Linked DNA regions of Homo sapiens: all the other regions are linked to region 3. A link is a contact called in ENCODE Hi-C or POLR2A ChIA-PET data. All regions are on one chromosome and are shown on one strand. The core of a region is the stretch at or near the end of the contact, and the rest is flanking DNA. Distances in the headings are between cores, read along the strand shown.

Region 1 (2,954 bases), core at 419-2,918, 480 kb before region 3:
TTTCTACTTTGATAAATAACTTTTGAGTGGTCATTGCCATGGCATTATGCATATAAATGTACCATACTGTTTATATATACACTCATTCTAAGCCACCTATTTGCCTTCCCAGACATTTGGCTGAATGGGGTCAAATAGATAAAATAATAGGCACTATATCAGTTGCATTTAATAGCCAAATTTACCCAATAAGATTTTACTTGAATCACCAAAGTCTGTATAAAAACATATACCTACGTACATTGGAATCAGTAAAGATTTCTGATTCTTCACATTCACAGCAAAGTAATGCTGCTGATTCACTGTCTTCCAAATGAGAGCTCTGTAATACAAACAAGATCATTTCAGAGATCCAAACGAATGGGCCCATAAGCACGAGGGGAAAAGCAAGCTGAAATCACTGAGTCAGTGGTGTTAGCTCACAGGTGAGAAGCTGCAATTCTGATTAGTGATGGCTATTTTGAGAGAACACTGCCAACAAGGTGACTGGTTAGTTGATTGAGGAATGCTTGATCAACTGAAGCATTTCCTATGGTTTCCCGATTTGGGGAAAGAGCCAGCACATCTTTTTCTGTAAAGATGGTGCTGCTAGCCGGGCACAGTGGCTCACGCCTGTAATCCCAGCACTTTGGGAGGCGGAGGCAGGAGGATCACAAGGTCAGGAGATCGAGACTATCCCAGCTAACACAGTGAAACCTGGTCTCTACTAAAAATAGAAAAAATTAGCCGGGTGTGGTGGCCGGTGCCTGTAGTCCCAGCTACTCGGGAGGCTGAGGCAGGAGAATGGCGTGAACCCGGAAGGCTGAGCTTGCAGTGAGCCGAGATCGCGCCACTGTACTCCAGCCTGGGCGACAGAGCGAGACTCCGTCTCAAAAAAAAAAAAAAAAAAAAAAGATGGTGCTGCTAATCCTTTGTAGTATGTACTCTGAACTCTTCTCAGACTGGGGATAGATTTGTGTTCATTTATCTTCACATCCAAAGATACACATTTGATGTATTTGTTTAGAGATAGGCTATAGAATATAGCATAGGGCCTGATTACGGGATCTAACTCTTAGCCTAGCCTCATTAGCTCTCTGCTGCCAAGTGTTCATATGAGCCAAGAGACAGGCCAGGCACAGTGGCTCATGCCTGCTAATCCTAGCACTTTGGGAGGCTGAGGCAGGCAGATCACCTGAGGTTAGGAGTTTGAGACCAGCCTGGCCAACATAGTAAAACCCTGTCTGTACTACAAAAAAAAAAAAAAAAGTATATATATATATATATATATATATTAGCCGGGCATGGCAGTGTGTGCCTGTAATCCCAGCTACTAGGGAGGCTGAGGCAGGAGAATCGCATGAACCCAGGGGGCGGAGGTTTCAGTGAGCTGAGATCACGCCATTGCACTCCAGCCTGGGTGACAGTGCAAGACTCCATCTCAAAAAAAAAAAAAAAAAAAAAGAGCCAGGAGACATGCCCTACCCAAGTCCCCCAACAGGCACCAGAAAACAATTTAAAACCTTTTCTTCTGTTCTCTAATCTCTTTCTAAAAATCTGTCTAGAAGACAGACAAGGAAAATAAGACAAAGGAGTGAAATAATTAGCTGGTAACATAGGAGTATTTTTCCCTATGACTAACAACTCAAAAAAGGGAACAGAAAAGGCTCCAACTCTGACTCATTAGATTCTATTCAAATGTTTGCTGTTTAGCTAACAGCAGCTGGAAACTGAGTTATCCCTACATGGATCATTGATGCATAAGCTTACGTCATTAAAACTTCTCACTACCAGTGGCTGAAACTTATAACTACTTCATGGCTATCCTAGTTGATTCCTACTTTAATTTTTCACAGGTAGGGCTGTGTTTCATCTAAAGTATACCCTCAGAGATAAGAGTTTTAGAGTGCAAATAAACTTAAAGAAAGTAAAGCTCAGAGTTACTCTTTCTGATAACAGCCTTGCTCCTGGTTTACTTCCTTCTCATTTTTTTTCTACTCTGACCCTTTGTCTACTTTTAGTTTTCTGTCTTAAAACCAAGTCTCATCTGGCATTGTCCCTCTCTCTTCCTCTTTTAGAAAATAATCAGAAATAACCAAATATTTAAAATCATTGTTGCCCGAGCGTGGTGGCTCACGCCTATAATCCCAGCACTTTGGGAGGCCGAGGCGGGTGGATCACGAGGTCAGGAGATCAAGACCATCCTGACTAACATGGTGAAACCCCGTCTCTACTAAAAATGCAAAAAATTAGCCGGGTGTGGTGGCGGGCGCCTGCAGTCCCACCTACTCGGGAGGTTGAGGCAGGAGAATGGCGTGAACCTGGGAGGTGGAGGTTGCAGTGAGCCGAGATCGCGCCACTGCACTCCAGCCTGGGCTACAGAGCGAGACTCCATCTCAAAAAAGAAACAAACAAACAAAAATTATTGCTAAAAATCCTACAAATGTAAAGTCTTTTTAATTCTTGTTCTCTTATATTTTGGAGGGGGGAGAATAAGAACATTTACTCTCCATCTAGCTTAAAAAATATATAAAATATTTGAAGACTTCTGGAACTCGTATTAGGAAAGCTAAAGGCTTAATAATAAATATTTGAAAGAATTAAAATGGTAGAGATCAGAGCTGTTTTCAATCTTCCCAAGCTCTCATACTACAACAGATAATAATATAGATAATACTAAGCACATCAAAAGTGGCTTGTCATTGTCACAGTATAAAAACTAGAGAGAGGCTGGGCACGGTGGCTCACACCTGTAATCCCAACACTTTGGGAGGCGGGTGGATCACCTGAGGTCAGGAGTTCAAGACCGGCCTGGCCAATGTGGTCAAATCCCGTCTCTACTAAAAATACAAAAAATTAGCTGGGCATGGTGGCGGGCACCTGTAATCCCAGCTACCCTGGAGGCTGAGGCAGGAGAATCGCTTGAACCCAGGTGGTGGAGGTTACAGTGAGCCAAGATCATGGCCATAGCACTC
Region 2 (3,282 bases), core at 625-3,124, 270 kb after region 3:
ATTTCTAAAGGACCTTGCTCATTGTTCTGCACAAAATAGCCACTTAATATTTGTTGAATGAATTGCTGGCACTATCTCTGGTATTTTTATTTTTATTTATTTATGTATTTATTTTTGATACGGAGCCTCATTCTGTTGCCCAGGCTGAAGTGCAGTGGCGTGATCTTGGCTCACTGCCACCTCTCGGGATCAAGCGATTCTCGTGCCTTGGCCTCCCTAGTAGCTGGGACTACAGGCATGCGCCATCACGCCTGGCTAATTAATATATATATATATATATTTTTTTTTTTTTTTTTTAGCAGAGACGGGATTTCACCAAGTTGGCCAGGCTGGTCTTGAACTCCTGACCTCAAATGATCCGCCCGCCTTGGCCTCCCAAAGTGTTGGGATTACAGGGGTGAGCCACCCTGCCCGGCCTATCTGTGGTATTTCTAGTGTGATGTCTAGAACTTCATATACTTTTTTGGATTACTTTAATTGTAAGGCTGTATCCAAACTGATGAAATGCTCTCAGAGGTAACTATCTGGAGAGGTGACTACACTGATGCATTAAAAGAAATGACTGGCATGGAATAAGGATTAAAATATATTAATCCAAAACATTTAAAATTGCATTAATAACAGCCTAAAGCAAAACTAATGAATCACATAAAAAATCTCCCACGCTGTTGTTCTTAGTAGTTTACATTGTGCTACATACTTTCGCATGCATATGCATACAACTTCTATTCTGTTTTTAAACTTTGCATTACATATACATTCTTCCATATTATATGATCTTCATAAAACTTGTCAGTTAAATGGCTGCATTAAAAAGCATGCGGTTCATGGACCATTATGCTGTTCCCTCATTCCTTTTGTTATTAATGGAATATAGCAAAGAACATCTTCCGTACTATTATTTATTTGTCAAGAATAGGGCCAGGCATGGTGGCTCAGGGAGCCGAGCCTGAGAGCACTTTGGGAGGCCGAGGCAGGCGGATCTCTTGAGGTCAGGAGTTCGTGACCAGCCTGGCAACGTGGGGAAACCTAAATGTCTCTACTAAACATGTCTCTACTAAAAATACAAAAATTAATGGGGCGTGGTGGTGCACACCTGTGGTCCCAGCTACTCCAGAGGCTCATGTGAGAGTATCACCAGAGCCCAGGAAGTTGAGGCTGCAGTGAGGCGTGGTCACACTACTGCACTCAAGCCTGGGCGACAGAGGGTGACCCTGTCAAAAAAAAAAAAAAAAATCCTAGCAGTAAAGTTACAAGGTCAAAGGATAAGGTACACATTTAAAAAGAAATTTTCTTTCTCCTCCTGAGATAACTAAATACAGCAGTGTATGAACAACCCTTCATACATTACTCTCCAAGGTTTATCTTGTTAATCCTTTCAGATGTTATCATCTCCCTATCCTTGGCTGCACCTGAAAAGAGCAGGAGCCGGCAGGTAACCCGATCGCCTCCCCCAGGTGAGTCTCCGATGGAGGTGTCAACTACAAGACCAGGAGCAGAGCAGTCCTGGGGCTTTGCTGGAACCATTGGCGTGGGAATGCTGTCTCTTCCCTCGCCCGAGAGACGCCAGATTCCCAGCGGGCAGCGGACTCGGTTCTAACCTTCCTCGCCCCAGCCTCTAGGAGCGCTCTGCACGCAGTGGGCGTCTAATAAATGCAGTCGGCCCTGCTTGGACAAAAGCTCTCCTTAAGTGGACCGGACACTATGCCCCTCCAGGTGCCAGAGTTGTCGCCCCCGCTGCCACTTTGCTCCCTGCGCGCGTTCCGCGTGAGACCCTCGGCGGCACCTCACCCACTCCCTGACGGCCGGTGCCAGCCCGGGGCACCCTGGGTACTCTGCGCGCGCCCGCTGGCCCCGCCCGGCCCCAACGGCCCCAACTCCCGTCTCCTCCCAGTCCCCCGGAGCCGACCAGTGGTGGCGGCAGCCCCAGGTCCCGGGTCCCTCAGACAAAAAGGCGGGTGGAGGAGGAGTAGCCGAGCCCAGAGTCCTGCTCCGGCGCCGCCGAGCACCGCCCGCCTCAGCCGACCAGCCCCGTCGGCTACTGGGCCTAGCCTAGAGGAGAGGAGGGAAAGGCCGCGGAGGCCGCGAGGAGACGGCTGGGGCGCCAGCGGCCGGCTGCCGCCTAGTTGTGCTGCCCGGACCAAGGAAGGAGAAGTGGGAGGAGCGGGGAGCTCAGCGGCTCAGGACGACGACGCTCGCCACATCCGGGACCCTCCGGCCGTGGCGGTCGCAGCGCCGGCAGCTCGGGCCTCAGCCCCTGCCTCTGTGGTGACTCCGCCGCGCTTCGACGTCGCCCCTGTCCCCGTCCCGCCCGCCGCCCCCGCCAACCCCGCCGCCGGGGACATGTCCAACCCCTGAAGCCGGAGGAACGGGCCAGTCAGACTGCGCCCGACAGGTGATGGGGAGCGGCGGCCGGGCTGGGCAGCCGCCGGGTGGGCGAGCTGGCGCGGGGTACCTGTTGACTTGGGAAGGGCCAGGATCGCGATCAATGGTGAGTTGGGGGTCGGAGGAGTAGGAAGGCCTAGTTCAGGGAGAGTAATTGGAAAGCCACTCGCTCTGGTTTGGACATTCTTTAAAAAGCCGAGGATGACTCGGGGAGGCGGGGTAGTCTTTTGTGGAGGGGAGGATACACCCGTTCGCATCGCAGCGGATTTCGGGCTGAAAAGTCTTGGTCAAGGAGCCCGACGCTGCCTCCCGGGGCTCGGGGAGCAGCAGCCCCTGGGCTACGGCCCAGGTGGGCTCGTGAAGGGGATTATTGAATCCGGTTGCAGACTGCGCGCAGTAAACACTCCTTAAAGATGGAGCGCTTAACGGGAGGGTGTACGTGTGTGTTCCCGGGTTGTTACCTTGCACACCCACTTATGCCCGCTTGCAAAACCTTTACTCCCCGCCTCTGGCCACCGTTGCCGGGGCCGCACACCTTAAACTCAGGTCTCTCTGAGGAGAGGAGACTGAGGTTGACTTTTCCCATGTGCCTGTCTGATCCGACGGCTCGGGCTCATTGTACACTGTGTTTTGGAAGTGTCTGATTGTAGGGTGGCATGTTTGGGGTTGTACCTTGTAGGCCGCAGAACTTGTGTCACTTCTAACTCCAGACCTGCTTTAAAAACACACTTTTGGAGGCGGGTAGGGGGTACTTTTCTAACTATGTGCTCATACAAACTTTAGAGCAAACTTTCTCTTACTCTCCCCACCCTCCCCCTTCCTTTTTCTAAATGGAAAATAATGTCCGGAGGGGTTGCTAGATAGAAGACTACACTTACAAAGTGTTTATGATTCCAG
Region 3 (3,026 bases), core at 496-2,995:
TGACTAAGTTCAAAGTACATTTAGTAGTAAGAAATTTTTTTTAAAAGCAACATAAAACCACAGGAAATAGGCTATGACAGATAGAGCAGCGTCAGGGTGCCCTGGGGAAGATGAAACCAGTCTTCCCTAGAGAAACTGATAGAATTTCATTTTAGCAGAATGAAACTTGTCTCATTCTCAGACAGTCCCTACTGAACAAAGTAATTCTTGTTCTGAAAGTTTTTCTTGGGTCATTTTTGTAAAGATGTTCTCTGATAATAGAGAGTTTTTGAGACTACTCCAAATCCCATAGATTCAAATGGTGTGTACGTAGAAAAGCCTCAATTGAAACATGGCCTCTAGTTTAAACCATGTTAATCTTGTCTTTCTCCCACTATTCTCTCTCTCTCTTCCCCTTGACCCAATGGACTAAAAATAATAAATAATAAAGGTGTCCTTTCTCCCTTCTTGCTTTTGCTTCAACTCTCCCTCTCCCTAAGATATTCTCCATTTCCATCTGGGAAAAAAACATATATTCATTACTTCCTTTCAAGAGTACTACTATAAATATAGCGAACCACATACGGAAAACTTTCTGCGCAACAGGGACTGTGCTAAACACTTTACATACATCATTTCAGTCACAATTAAGCCTCCTAACAACCCTCCTGAGGTCGTTTCTATAGATTTAAAGAGACTATGTAATTTGCCTGAGATCCCACAGACAGTAAATGTCAAGGTCGGGATTTGAACCCAGACTCCCAAGACCATGCTCTTAACCACCCTACTCTCAACCACCCTACTACCCAATCTACTGCCTAGATTAATATTCTTTTCCTTTAAGAAGCTGCTGTTAGGCTGGGTGCAGTGGCTCATGCCTGTAATCCCAGCACTTTAGGAGCTGAGGCAGGTGGATTACCTGAGGTCAGGAGTTTGAGACTAGCCTGACCAACATAGTGAAACCCCATCTCTACTAAAAATGCAAAAAAAAAAAAAAAAAATTAGCCAGGCATGGTGGCGAGCGCCTGTAATCCCAGCTACTCGGGAGGCTGAGGCAGGAGAATTGCTTGAACCTGGGAGGTGGAGGTTGCAGTGAGCCAAGATTATGCCACTGCACTCCAGCCTGGGCGACAGAGTGAGGCTCGGTCTCAAAAAATAAAAATAAAAAATAAAAAAATAAAAAAAAGCTGCTGTTAATCTTTTCCAGTCCCTGGCCACTGGGAGTTCTCTCCCCTTAACACCAGTATTAATTTACAAGAGCTGAAATATACCTATACCTACTCTACTCCTCCCCTGTCCCAGGCGTGCCCTGACAGGAGTAAGTTTCATTCATGCCAGGCTCACCCTTTCTGGCAGACAAGCCTGCATCAATCTTTTCGTAAGATGCAATTACTACTAATATTGATTCTTTTGTAATTTTAAATATTTGCCAAAAAGATTTCTATCACAGTGTTGTAACAGTGATTACTGCAGAATGTGGTCAATAGTAGAGTTTTCTCAAGCGCTCTGCACTACAAGTACTCAATAAAAACTGAGAGTGCAGGCTTCTTGCCAGACCTCACCCAGCCCTATTAAGGGGACAAATCTATGTCTTCTCTTTCCCTCCACTCCACCGAGACAGCAACTTTTCAAAATGTATTCCCCTCACTTGGCTTGTTTTTAATCTGTATGACTCTCTACTTTCTATATAAGACAGTCTTACCACTTACCTCTTGAGCTCTGAGAAGCTGACTTCCTTGGCCAACTGTTCCTCTGCCTGAAAACCCTAAATGCTTTCCCTGTTACAATCCTTTATAATACTTGAATTTGAACGCTTTATGACAGCAGGGTCAAATAAATAAGATAACTTGGGTTCAAAGTCTGTTTTTCTTTATGGAGTCTTAGAGAAGATAGTAATTGGGAAAGACATCTTCTTAAGATCTAAGTTTCTATGTCTACCTCGGTTACTAGGTGGGGCCGGATATTACTAACAGGGATGTGTTGTTCCAAGAAAGCTTGAACTTGTGCAAAAATCTGTAGCGCATCTCACTGAATATTGTCATATTTAAGTAAGATGGCTGCGTTTTGATCATCTAGCCTGGGGATTGTGAAGGGACGAGTCCAAAGAGAAGTTTGACTTTAACAGAGGTCAAAACATTGGAAGATTCTACACAACTTAAATAATGCTGGAAAAGTCTTAGTTACCACTAGTAACCCAAGCCCAGTGCATAAGCTGTACCAAGCCAGGCATGGCAGGGAGCCGTTTTTTTGTTGTTGTTGTTTGTTTTGTTTTTTGAGGCAGGGTTTCACTCTGTCACCCAGATTGGAATGCAATGGCACAATTGTGGCTGACTGAACCTCTGCTCCCAGCCTCCCAAGGAGCTAGGACTACTGGCGTGAGTCACCATGCCCAGCTAAACTTTGTTAATATATATATTTTTGGTAGAGATGAAATTTCGCCATGTTTCCTAGGCTGGTCTCTAACTCCCGGCCTTAAGCAATCTGCCCACCTTGGCCTAGGGAACAGTTTTATCCTCTTGAGGCTCTCACCTGATTGGGAGATCCTTGCATTACACTATGTTTATGGTATTGTTAACGATGCAAATTTTATCTGCCAAGTACTATTGTTCCCATTTACACAAAAATATAACAGAAGAATATTTATAGTTATCTACACATTTTAACACACTGCTGAAGCACACCAGCAATCTGCCTCTTACTAGCTATGTAACTTTGAAAAGTTATTTAACCTCCATGAGCCTCAGGATCTTCATCAATACAATGGAAATAGTAATAGTACCCTCCCTACGGAGTCACTGTGAGGATTAAATGAAATGAAGCATGTGAATCTGCCGCACAGTAAGCTCTTGGTAAACAGTAGCTCTTATTACTATTATTATTAATATAGGCTGAGCAGGGCATCCTAAATCAACACAACCTCACTATAGCATTGTTCAAGCAAAAATCAGAGCTAAGAGCAGCTCCTGTTGGCTGGGTTGCAAGCACCACCCAAACAGGTTTTGAGTTTGCCTCTCCAGGGATCCAAGATTGTCATTTTAAAATGAATT

Evidence for each region. Hi-C counts contacts between places; a loop is a spot of excess contacts on that map. ChIA-PET counts read pairs that join two places held with the same protein, here RNA polymerase II (POLR2A). Pooled maps may share reads with other maps.
Region 1: a loop to region 3 is called in a pooled map, with 3 times the contacts of the local background. The contact joins the enhancer-like site here to the promoter of TMIGD1 in region 3. A Hi-C loop is called at or near these places in 2 of 50 pooled maps. POLR2A ChIA-PET finds 5 or more read pairs at or near these places in 2 of 52 experiments (GM12878 and endothelial cell of umbilical vein).
Region 2: a pooled map shows a loop between it and region 3 (2.5-fold over the local background). The contact joins the enhancer-like site here to the promoter of TMIGD1 in region 3. A Hi-C loop is called at or near these places in 2 of 168 maps with a recorded cell type or tissue (PC-9 and mammary epithelial cell), 3 of 37 single-sample maps with no recorded cell type and 8 of 50 pooled maps. POLR2A ChIA-PET finds 5 or more read pairs at or near these places in 5 of 52 experiments (AG04450, HepG2, OCI-LY7 and 2 more).

The regions. Positions count from the first base shown.
Region 1 is chr17:29,848,608-29,851,561 of GRCh38, forward strand. It overlaps SSH2 (slingshot protein phosphatase 2), which reads right to left. Exons shown (of 16, transcript NM_001282129.2): 2 at 242-322. Among named protein-coding and RNA genes, the nearest start is that of SSH2, 80 kb to the right of the region's middle. Within about 2 kb of position 1,669, at least 3 of the 41 ENCODE cell types and tissues checked have a DNase peak (open chromatin) inside an H3K27ac peak, as active enhancers do.
Region 2 is chr17:30,598,522-30,601,803 of GRCh38, forward strand. It overlaps the pseudogene SMURF2P1-LRRC37BP1 and the pseudogene SMURF2P1. Among named protein-coding and RNA genes, the nearest start is that of GOSR1, 120 kb to the left of the region's middle. RefSeq lists a silencer at 1,761-2,240. Within about 2 kb of position 1,875, at least 40 of the 41 ENCODE cell types and tissues checked have a DNase peak (open chromatin) inside an H3K27ac peak, as active enhancers do; they include OCI-LY7, PC-9, endothelial cell of umbilical vein and 1 more, where a contact is called at or near this core.
Region 3 is chr17:30,332,312-30,335,337 of GRCh38, forward strand. It overlaps TMIGD1 (transmembrane and immunoglobulin domain containing 1), which reads right to left and starts at 1,746. Exons shown (of 7, transcript NM_206832.3): 1 at 1,689-1,746.